3 separate regions of the Homo sapiens genome follow, and regions 2 and 3 are each linked to region 1. A link is a contact called in ENCODE Hi-C or POLR2A ChIA-PET data. All regions are on one chromosome and are shown on one strand. The core of a region is the stretch at or near the end of the contact, and the rest is flanking DNA. Distances in the headings are between cores, read along the strand shown. Region 1 overlaps LOC112267858 (a long non-coding RNA gene). Region 2 overlaps PPP1R9A (protein phosphatase 1 regulatory subunit 9A). Region 3 holds the start of PPP1R9A (protein phosphatase 1 regulatory subunit 9A).

Region 1 (2,784 bases), core at 189-2,688:
CACTTTGGGAAATTACCTTTAGAAAACTGGTTAGAGGTCTACCAGAGCTTTGAAAAGAGCCTGCAACCTGGGGAGGGATTGAAGAAAGAAATAAGCAGACTTGTTGTTTAATAAAGCTGCCATTTTTTTTTTTTTTTTTTTTTTTTACTTCCAAGGGACAAAATCAAGTAAATGTCAAATTTTTTCCCAGCTGGTAAGCACATTCAGATTTCAGACTAAAATGTCCCAAAAAGACTAGGGCTGACGATGAGAAAGAAACACATGAATTCCTTCTTTTCAAAATAAGATAGAGAAAGAATTCAGTCACCTTTAGTCTAGACATTTTTCTCTTCACTTTGCCTAAACCATAGCCATATATAAAGGCATACATTGATAAAATGGTATAATTTTGGTGTTTTGGTGTTTCTGGACAAATAAGAGGGAACTAATCAAGCTAGCAATCCAAGTCTGTCAGAACTAACAAGGTAACTGAATCAGATAAAATTAATAATAATAACAGTAAAAACCTCTTGTTATAATGTCAGACAACACTGTAGCTTTAATTTGTCGATTTCAGAAAGACCTCTTTGGCTCCTGAACTTATTTGGTTAGTGAATTACCTCACAAGCTGATCCTCTCATCTCTCTCATCCCTGTGGTCTTTCCTAATTAAAATGAAAACCACATTGCTCTAATTATTTGATCATACCATTTCTCTTCTCAAAACCTTGCAGTAGCTTTTAATTGCAGCAAAACCTGGAATTCAATGTAAAATCAATACTGGGGCTGTAAGTCCATGCCTCCAATGTTCTCCTGCCTCTGACCCAATCGCTGGCCTTTACTCTGCATGGCCAGGGCTTTCACTTCAGGCAGTCAATCTGCTTGACTCCAATAACATCCTGACATGATTCCCCCTTTTCTTGATTGTACCTTTCTCTTCTCCAATAAATAAACACTCAGCCAGAGCACAGCTGCAATGGTCTATTTTTGTTGGCCATGCTGGATTGTCGTTTATAGGATTTGATGTGCAATATGTCTTGTCCTGTTTCTTCTGAAATCATAAACTTCATGCTTGTTGATGCCTTGATTAGACCATAGCTCTAGTATAGCACTGGGGGCTCCATAAAAGTGGTCAACACTGGAGGAGATCGGCAAGGAAGCTCAAATCTTCGTCTTTATAAGCTAAGAGTGATCATATACATGCAAAAACTTCAGGAAAAGAGGTGCGGTTCCCTTCAGCCATCCCCTTTCATCTCTCACCCCTGACTTGTTCCCTCCCTGTTCTGTAAAAAATAGAAAAAGAACCCTGGCTTTCCTCTATGGTGGAAATTTCCAGCAATGGCCTTCCATAAAAGGGATAGGTCTTGTTTCAGCACCAAGGAATCTGCCTCTAACCGTTTGGGCTGGGTGGTGGAGACTTTTTTTTTTTTTTTTTTTTTTTTTTTGCTTTTAGACAACGTGGAAGTGTCTGGAATGGTGTCTCCAGTCCCAGCCATCATAGGAATTACTCAGTGTTTCAGGGCCCTGAGCCAGTAACCACCTCCCAGCCAGCTCTGCCACGTTAGCTTCGAAAGGGAGGTGAGTGAGCTCTGAGTTCAGAGAGGCCAGAGTGATGGAGTCTCCTGGCTGAGAAACCCTCCACAGGATCGATAGCAATTCTCACAGGGAAAAAAAGCACCCCATTCTAGTTCCTACTCCCTACCCTTACAGAATTGTAGAAAGTGAGAGTGAGTTGTTCAGATCTCACTCCCATCCGGCTCCTTAAAGTATTAGGGACCAGGAAACTAAGCAGTGGTGCAGCCCACCCATCCAAGAAACCTGACCCAGGGCTGCCTGATGGGGCTCCTTTTCTAATTTGACAGTCAAATGGGGAGACTTTTGGAGGGATGCTTTTACAAATTTCCTTCAGAGATGGATACTTTATTCTAATAATTCCACCTAAAGGGACTGCCTTTGCTAATTCTCTCCAAGGAGCTATATAGAAGGGGCACAGCTGAATTGACCTTTCTCAGTAAAATGAATCTTCACACACCTATATGATAAACTCTTTTCTTTTTAATTTTTGGAGGTGGCATGCTTGTCCCCAGCTCCAGTGTTTCTGCATCTCCTCTGCAGCTACCAGAGTGGTAGATATTCCCTAACGTCACAGATTCCCTGACCTGGAGCTGAAGAACTTGAGCCAAATGCTCATCCATGAGTTTGACTTTCTAAAGAAATTAAGCATGAAGAACAAGGTAGGAGGCTTCTTCTGGCTGTCTAGGTTCTGCCAAAAAACGGGTATCTCTGGTTCCCGGAAATCTGACAATCTAACTAGACACCTTGCTCCAACCAGATTTATTGATTCATGTTAAGAGCTACTCCCTAACCAGGAGGTTGTGATGTCCTTCTTATTCTCTTACTCCTCTCTCTCTCTCTCTCTCTCTCTACTGTGAAGGTTTGAATCTTGTGTCTAACATTTATGAATTAGACATGTTATTTAATGCCACTGAACATTAGTGAATTCATCTATAAAATGGAGTAGAATGTATATAAAGCCTCTCCCCTTCCCCTGCCCATAGCCCATCCCACTTTCTAATACTTTAGTGTGGGTGTTCCACTTAGTTGTCTATTCAAATGTCAAATCACTGTTCTGGTCATGGTGTAATATTCCTACCAGCAGGGACCTGATCTGTCTTGTTCTTTCTCTTTAATACCTAAAAAAGTGCTTGGGACAATAAATGTTGGTGGAATTAATGAATGTCAGGAAAATCCACTTCATCTCCAGTCTTCCTTCTGCCATTAGCAAGCTGTAAGTAACCTTCACAAA
Region 2 (2,784 bases), core at 194-2,693, 670 kb after region 1:
GTGTCTACTCTGTGGCAGAATTTGTGTAAGAACTTGGGGATAGTCTGTCTTCAGATGAGCTCAGAGTCTAGTAGGAGAGAGGGGAAAGGGACAAAAGAGAAAAAAAAGCAATACTTGTAAGTCAACCGTTAGAAGCCAGTGTGGTGAGTGCCTCAAGAGTGATAATCACTTAGTGGTGGACCACTGAGGAGCCTCCCACTGGGGGTCAGGGTGCAGTGGGGGAGGTCTAGGAAGATTTCTTGGTAGAAATCACATTTAAGTAATCCTCAGGTAGTCAGCCAAGTGTATTAATGGGCAAATGGCATTTTATGACAAAAGCTACTTGGTAATCATTTCATGCTTGAAATTTTGGATAAATGAATTGCTAAAGATGACCAAGCAAGAAAAGACTGCAACGCTTTTTTTCTTTATTACCCATGGCCAGATTTCCTAGTTATTTTCTCATTGCAAAAGAATGTGAAACAAACTGATTAAGTGTAAAATAACTCTTAACTCTTATTTAGACTATCGTAGTCATCTTCAAAACTCTTTGAGATCATCTTGAGAATTCACAGTTTTCTATTCTTTTTGTTGCTAGCAGGTGAAATTATGTACCTTTGGAACCCTCTGTATGGGTCAGTCTGTGGTACTCACAGTAGTCTTTATATAGGAGTGTTTGCATGTGATTGCAGGTCAGCGGAGAAGCAAACAAAGCAATAACCAAAAAAGGTGTGCTGAAAGTTGCTGTTTCAACTCATAGACATAGTAATCTAGTTGAAGTATTTTAACAATCTCTTCAGTGCTATTCAGAAGACAAATACATTGAACTTTGTTAATCTATTGAGATTTTCAGGATTTTTAAATTGGTTAGGATATAAGAATTCTTTCTTCCTAAGTTTTTCCCTTTGCTTTCATAGTCATTTCCTTTAAAACCTGATTTAAAGCTTTGTGTTGAAGAAGGCTTCCATCATTACAAACTCTCCTTATGCAATTTATTTACATACTTCAGTACAACTTATTACCCAGTTTGTATTCTCATAATGAGTTGATTCTAAATTAAAATACAGAGATATTTCTGTTATGGCCATGATGACCCAGGCACACATAGAAGGTGGCTGTGGGATGTGAATAATAATGCCTAATTTTAATTCATAAAAGCAGTTGTCTGTTTTTTCATACAACCTTGGTATTGTACTGTACTTATTACTGGTCTTTTGTACTGTGTATATATGGTCTTGTTATTTTTATTAGGTAGTTTATCTAAGTTTTAGTTCTAGTTATGTAAGTGGATAAGATTCACATTGATTTTGACTTTCATGATTTATTACATTAATGCAAATCAAACATTGACCAGAGAGAAAAGCAACAACCTTTCTTAGATGAAACAATGCATTCCTAACTTATGCTGTTAGGACCAATTTTTTTTTTTTTTCCCTGCAAATGTGACAGGCTTCTTGTTCTCTAGCAGTGACCTCTACCTTGGCCCTGACTCAGCTGGTATGATGGTTCTTTGTGCAAATATTTTCTCAACCTTCAATTTGTCACAAGTAGCTAAGCATTATCCCGTGAATAATAGATTTATGATTTTGCTAGCATTAGCACAGTGACTAGGATACTAACTTATTCCAGCTGTGTTTCCTGGGTTTGAGTTTTCTTCCCAGGAACTGGCCTTTCTGAGCAAGAAGAGAATGAATGGCCGATTAAGTAGATTTGCAGTAGGTGTACACTGGCAGCCTAGAGGAAGATTAATCTGAAGACAGGTTGAGAGCACCTGGAACATTTTAGGATTTAGGTGATCTGACTATTAAGTGTTGCCAAGTCATGGGACCTGGTAACTACCATGTTACTGATGGGGAGACTGGATCTTAGAGAGTTAGAGGATCTTGTCAAAAAGTCATCCCATTCTAAATTTAATACACTCTTACTGAATCCAAGTTTCATGTTCTTTCCATTCCATAACAGTTATAAAGACCAATGGAATGAATAGATTCTTAATGGTAAGGAAATAATGACTTCCTGGACACAATATATTTTTAAAAACCGGAAGTAGAAATTACTTCGTACTTTTCCAGGATGTTTCAGTCATTTAAAACAATGCTGAGATTTCACTTCCTTCACTTTTTTGCTTTATGAGATTTTGTCCCTTGTCTTAAATACTGTGAAAACAAGAAACCTCCACAAAATATTGAAGCAAGAAATATATCTACCACATCATAAAAATAATGTGTTTTTATATTTTGGTTATTGTTTACTAAGTTATTTTCTACCTTAGGTTATAAACTAGAGTTGAAAAGGGCTGAACTGCTTATTTTTAAAAAGTGATTTAATAAGATTATTGTTTAGGAGATGTAGAGAGAATGATAGGCTAAAAAAATGCCTTGAATTGTAATGATGTCATGTGTTGAGAACCAAAAAGCGAGTTTGGGACTTAAGCATTCCCTTGAAGAATAGATGGATAAGAAAAAAAGTGAACGTTATAGATTTTGGAGAGTTGAACTGTTGGTGGTGGAGAATGACAGACTAAAATGAATATAGTAAGTGAGATAGGAATTAGCATGTTGAATGAACATTTGTAATCAGAGTAGATAATTCATAGGGGACAAGAGAGAGATAGGGATTAGATAGTGTCAGAATTAGGAAGATGACCTTTATTTATGGTATATAAGTCAAGTTATAGAACAGAGAAAACAAAAGTGGTGTTTTAGAAATTTTATTTTTTTTCTTTCTTTCTTTTTTTTTTTTTTTGAGAAAATGTCTCGCTCTATTGCCCAGGCTGGAGTGCAGTGGCACAATCATAGCTCACTG
Region 3 (2,784 bases), core at 162-2,661, 610 kb after region 1:
GAACTTTTCCACTAGATTATCCCAGACAGCAGAAATGTTCTTTCCAAAAGTGGAGCCTGGAACCACAGCCCCCTCACATTGCCTGTTACATCTGTTTATGCTTATAGAAGTGACATCCACTTCGTAGACAGAGAATGCCAATTTCTTGGGAAAGGACCCAGAATTTGGTGATGCTTAAAGGAAAAAAAAGCCCTTGCTGCTTAAAATTAAAAAATACATAGAACTGAGTATTGAGTAGTTACAAAATCCTTCTGAAATGAAAAGATTTTGCTCCCAGAGTATATAGAATTTGTGTACGGACTTGCCTGGGTTCATATTCAGCCATAATCATTTACTATTAATAGCCAATAAAGAAGCGGGTAAGTTACAAAACCTAAACCTTAGTTTTTCCATCAGTGAAATGGGGCTAAAAATAGTTATGTTGGGAAAACTTGTGAAAGACTTTGAAATGAGCAAAAGATTACTGTTTGTCCTTTCAATGGAATGCTGGATGTTATCTACAGGACTCCGGAGTGTTGTGAAATTTACAGTCGTCTGCACCTTACTTAGACTGACTTTCACTAGGCTATTTTACTACTCAGTAAGCTGTAGAAACGTTTGGTAATGTAAATGAGTTTTATCTACAGAATGCAAATTTGTTACTTTACAGATACAACTGGTTACCGCCCTGTAAAGCAGATAATAATAAACATTACATTTCAGTGCTCTATAGAATAGTAAGCAGATTTGCCTCTTCTTGCCTCTATGTCTACTCTTCACAGTCTCACGTGAATGGGTTGCAGTATCTTGCTGGGGTTCCCTTCCTAATTAAAAGAGTTATAAAAATTTTGACCAATGTTCATTTTATATTTCTACCATTGTCATGTTTTTACCTTCTTGAAAAATTATTTTTTAAGAGTTCCTGCTCCCTAGGCTTTTTGGAAGGATTGGTTTAAACATCTGTATTGACAGTCATGATCAGTTTTATATCTTGCAGGAAGGTGGTAACACTTCCGGTACTTGGGGGTGTAAGAGGTTGTACTGAGCCTTTAGAAAAGGGCGGGGTTCGGGGGGGAGTGAGCTGAAAAACTCTCCCTAGACAGGAAAGGTAGAAGACCTCCTCATCCCTTTCTCTTTGGCAGTGAGATCTTAAGGTCAAGGTGAGTAGTAGGCCAGGCGCAGTGGCTTAGGTGAAGGCCACACCAGACTTGGGCCTACGTCTTGGCCTTCCAGGTCAGCAGAGTGGCCTGGGACTTGGATGCCTTGGGGTCACGGAGTTAACTGCAGACTCAGACTAAGTGGGGCCCCAGCAGCGGTCAGCCCCAGAACCAAGTTCCGGAGCCAACACCCGAACAGGAAGGGGCCTTGCCCCAGGCCGGAGAGGCCCCTCGCCCACGGCCGAGGGGGTGGGGCGGCCTCGCCTCGGGCCGGTGCTTTTCGCCCTTCCTTGGCCGCCAGAGGCTCCCTCTCTCTCCCTCTCCCGGGATTTTGCTGCCGGGCTCCCTCTCTCTGCGGCCCTAGAGTTAATCCCATCAGCCGAGGTGAGGCACCTGTTACCCCGGCCTTCCTCACCCCCGCGGCCTCTCCTCCATTACACCGCGGCCGCCGAAACGGCCCGGCGTGGCGACCGCACGTGGGCCAAACCCCTTCCCCGGCCGGCACCCCTGGCCCCAGGCCGGCCCGAGCGTGCGGGCGCGTCGCTGCTCGGGCCGCCGCCCGCCCGCAATGGCGTTGGGGAGCGCAGCGCGCCTCCCGGGGCCGCCCGCCGCGGGCAGGGAGCGCCTGGGGGCCGACGCGCGAGTGGAAGCGGCCGCCGCAGCCGCCCTACGCGCTGCGCCGTGAGGAGCGGGTTGCGGTGTACCCAGCGGGCCGGCGCCGAGCCGAGCCGCCGCGTCCACCGTGGGGCGGGGGGCGCCTGCGAGGAGGGGGTGGGAGCCGCGGCGGCCCGACCCTCCCCGCCCGCGGCGCTCCCGCTCGGGTAAGGGGGAGGCTGAGCGCGGGGCGAGGAGTTGGGGAGGGTGGAGAGGAGGAAAAAATCGGCTTGTACAAAGGCTGAGTTGCAGGCTGGGGGTGGGGGTGGGTTGTGGTGGAGGAGCAATAGGTTGAAGATCGGAGGCATTATCAGTGGGATCTATTGTTTCCTGGCACATTGGGAGGAAAAACAAAGGGATTTATTTTCATTACCCTGTAATTTTTTTTCTTTTCTATTTTTTTAAATGTGGCCAGGGAGCTCGTCTCTCTCCGTGTCACAGTGGGATCCGCCTGGCAGCCGCCGGGAGCTGCAGCCAATGTGTTAGGACTTCAGGTGCTTCTTGGCACAAAGCTAGACTGCGACCTCCTACCATAGCGCTTGGCGTCACCTGCTCTCCCGGTCCTGCCCCAGGGCCGAGGGATTGCGTCCCGAACCGGGCTTGGGAATCGGCTGCCTCTCAAGTTGGTGTTATTTATGTTTGTCTTTTGTGAGGGCAGGTTTTGAATCCCCCGGCGGCCCCATCTCCCCCGCCCCCGCCTCCTTGGGTTGGAATTGGCGGGGGAGGGAATGGGGGGTGTGTGTAGGGGAGAGGGGAGGGTGTTTGTGGCTTTAAAAAGAATGGTCAGGGTAAAAGGAGATTGTCGATGCTTTACAAAAAAAGAAAAAAACAGGCACCACACTCCAAAGCCTTTCTTGTTTGTCTGCATGGGCCATGCATGCGTGCTGGGCCAGGAGCCGAGTTTGGAGACGGTTTAAGTGAAAGTGTGTGCCTCCTCAGCTGATTGTGCGTGAGGGTGATGTGGCTCGGTCTAATATCAAAACAAAACAAAAAT

The links. Hi-C counts contacts between places; a loop is a spot of excess contacts on that map. ChIA-PET counts read pairs that join two places held with the same protein, here RNA polymerase II (POLR2A). Pooled maps may share reads with other maps.
Region 2: a pooled map shows a loop between it and region 1 (2.5-fold over the local background). The contact joins two enhancer-like sites. A Hi-C loop is called at or near these places in 3 of 50 pooled maps. POLR2A ChIA-PET finds 5 or more read pairs at or near these places in 2 of 52 experiments (BJ and GM12878).
Region 3: a map of sigmoid colon shows a loop between it and region 1 (2.8-fold over the local background). The contact joins the promoter of PPP1R9A here to the enhancer-like site in region 1. A Hi-C loop is called at or near these places in 2 of 168 maps with a recorded cell type or tissue (endothelial cell of umbilical vein and sigmoid colon) and 3 of 50 pooled maps.

The regions. Positions count from the first base shown.
Region 1 is chr7:94,296,178-94,298,961 of GRCh38, forward strand. All of the region lies in intron 2 of LOC112267858 (a long non-coding RNA gene), which reads right to left. Among named protein-coding and RNA genes, the nearest start is that of COL1A2-AS1, 95 kb to the right of the region's middle. Within about 2 kb of position 1,439, at least 14 of the 41 ENCODE cell types and tissues checked have a DNase peak (open chromatin) inside an H3K27ac peak, as active enhancers do; they include sigmoid colon, where a contact is called at or near this core.
Region 2 is chr7:94,971,013-94,973,796 of GRCh38, forward strand. All of the region lies in intron 2 of PPP1R9A (protein phosphatase 1 regulatory subunit 9A), which reads left to right. Among named protein-coding and RNA genes, the nearest start is that of PPP1R9A, 65 kb to the left of the region's middle. Within about 2 kb of position 1,444, at least 3 of the 41 ENCODE cell types and tissues checked have a DNase peak (open chromatin) inside an H3K27ac peak, as active enhancers do.
Region 3 is chr7:94,906,183-94,908,966 of GRCh38, forward strand. PPP1R9A (protein phosphatase 1 regulatory subunit 9A) reads left to right here and starts at 1,412. Exons shown (of 20, transcript NM_001166160.2): 1 at 1,412-1,520. RefSeq lists an enhancer at 1,469-2,229.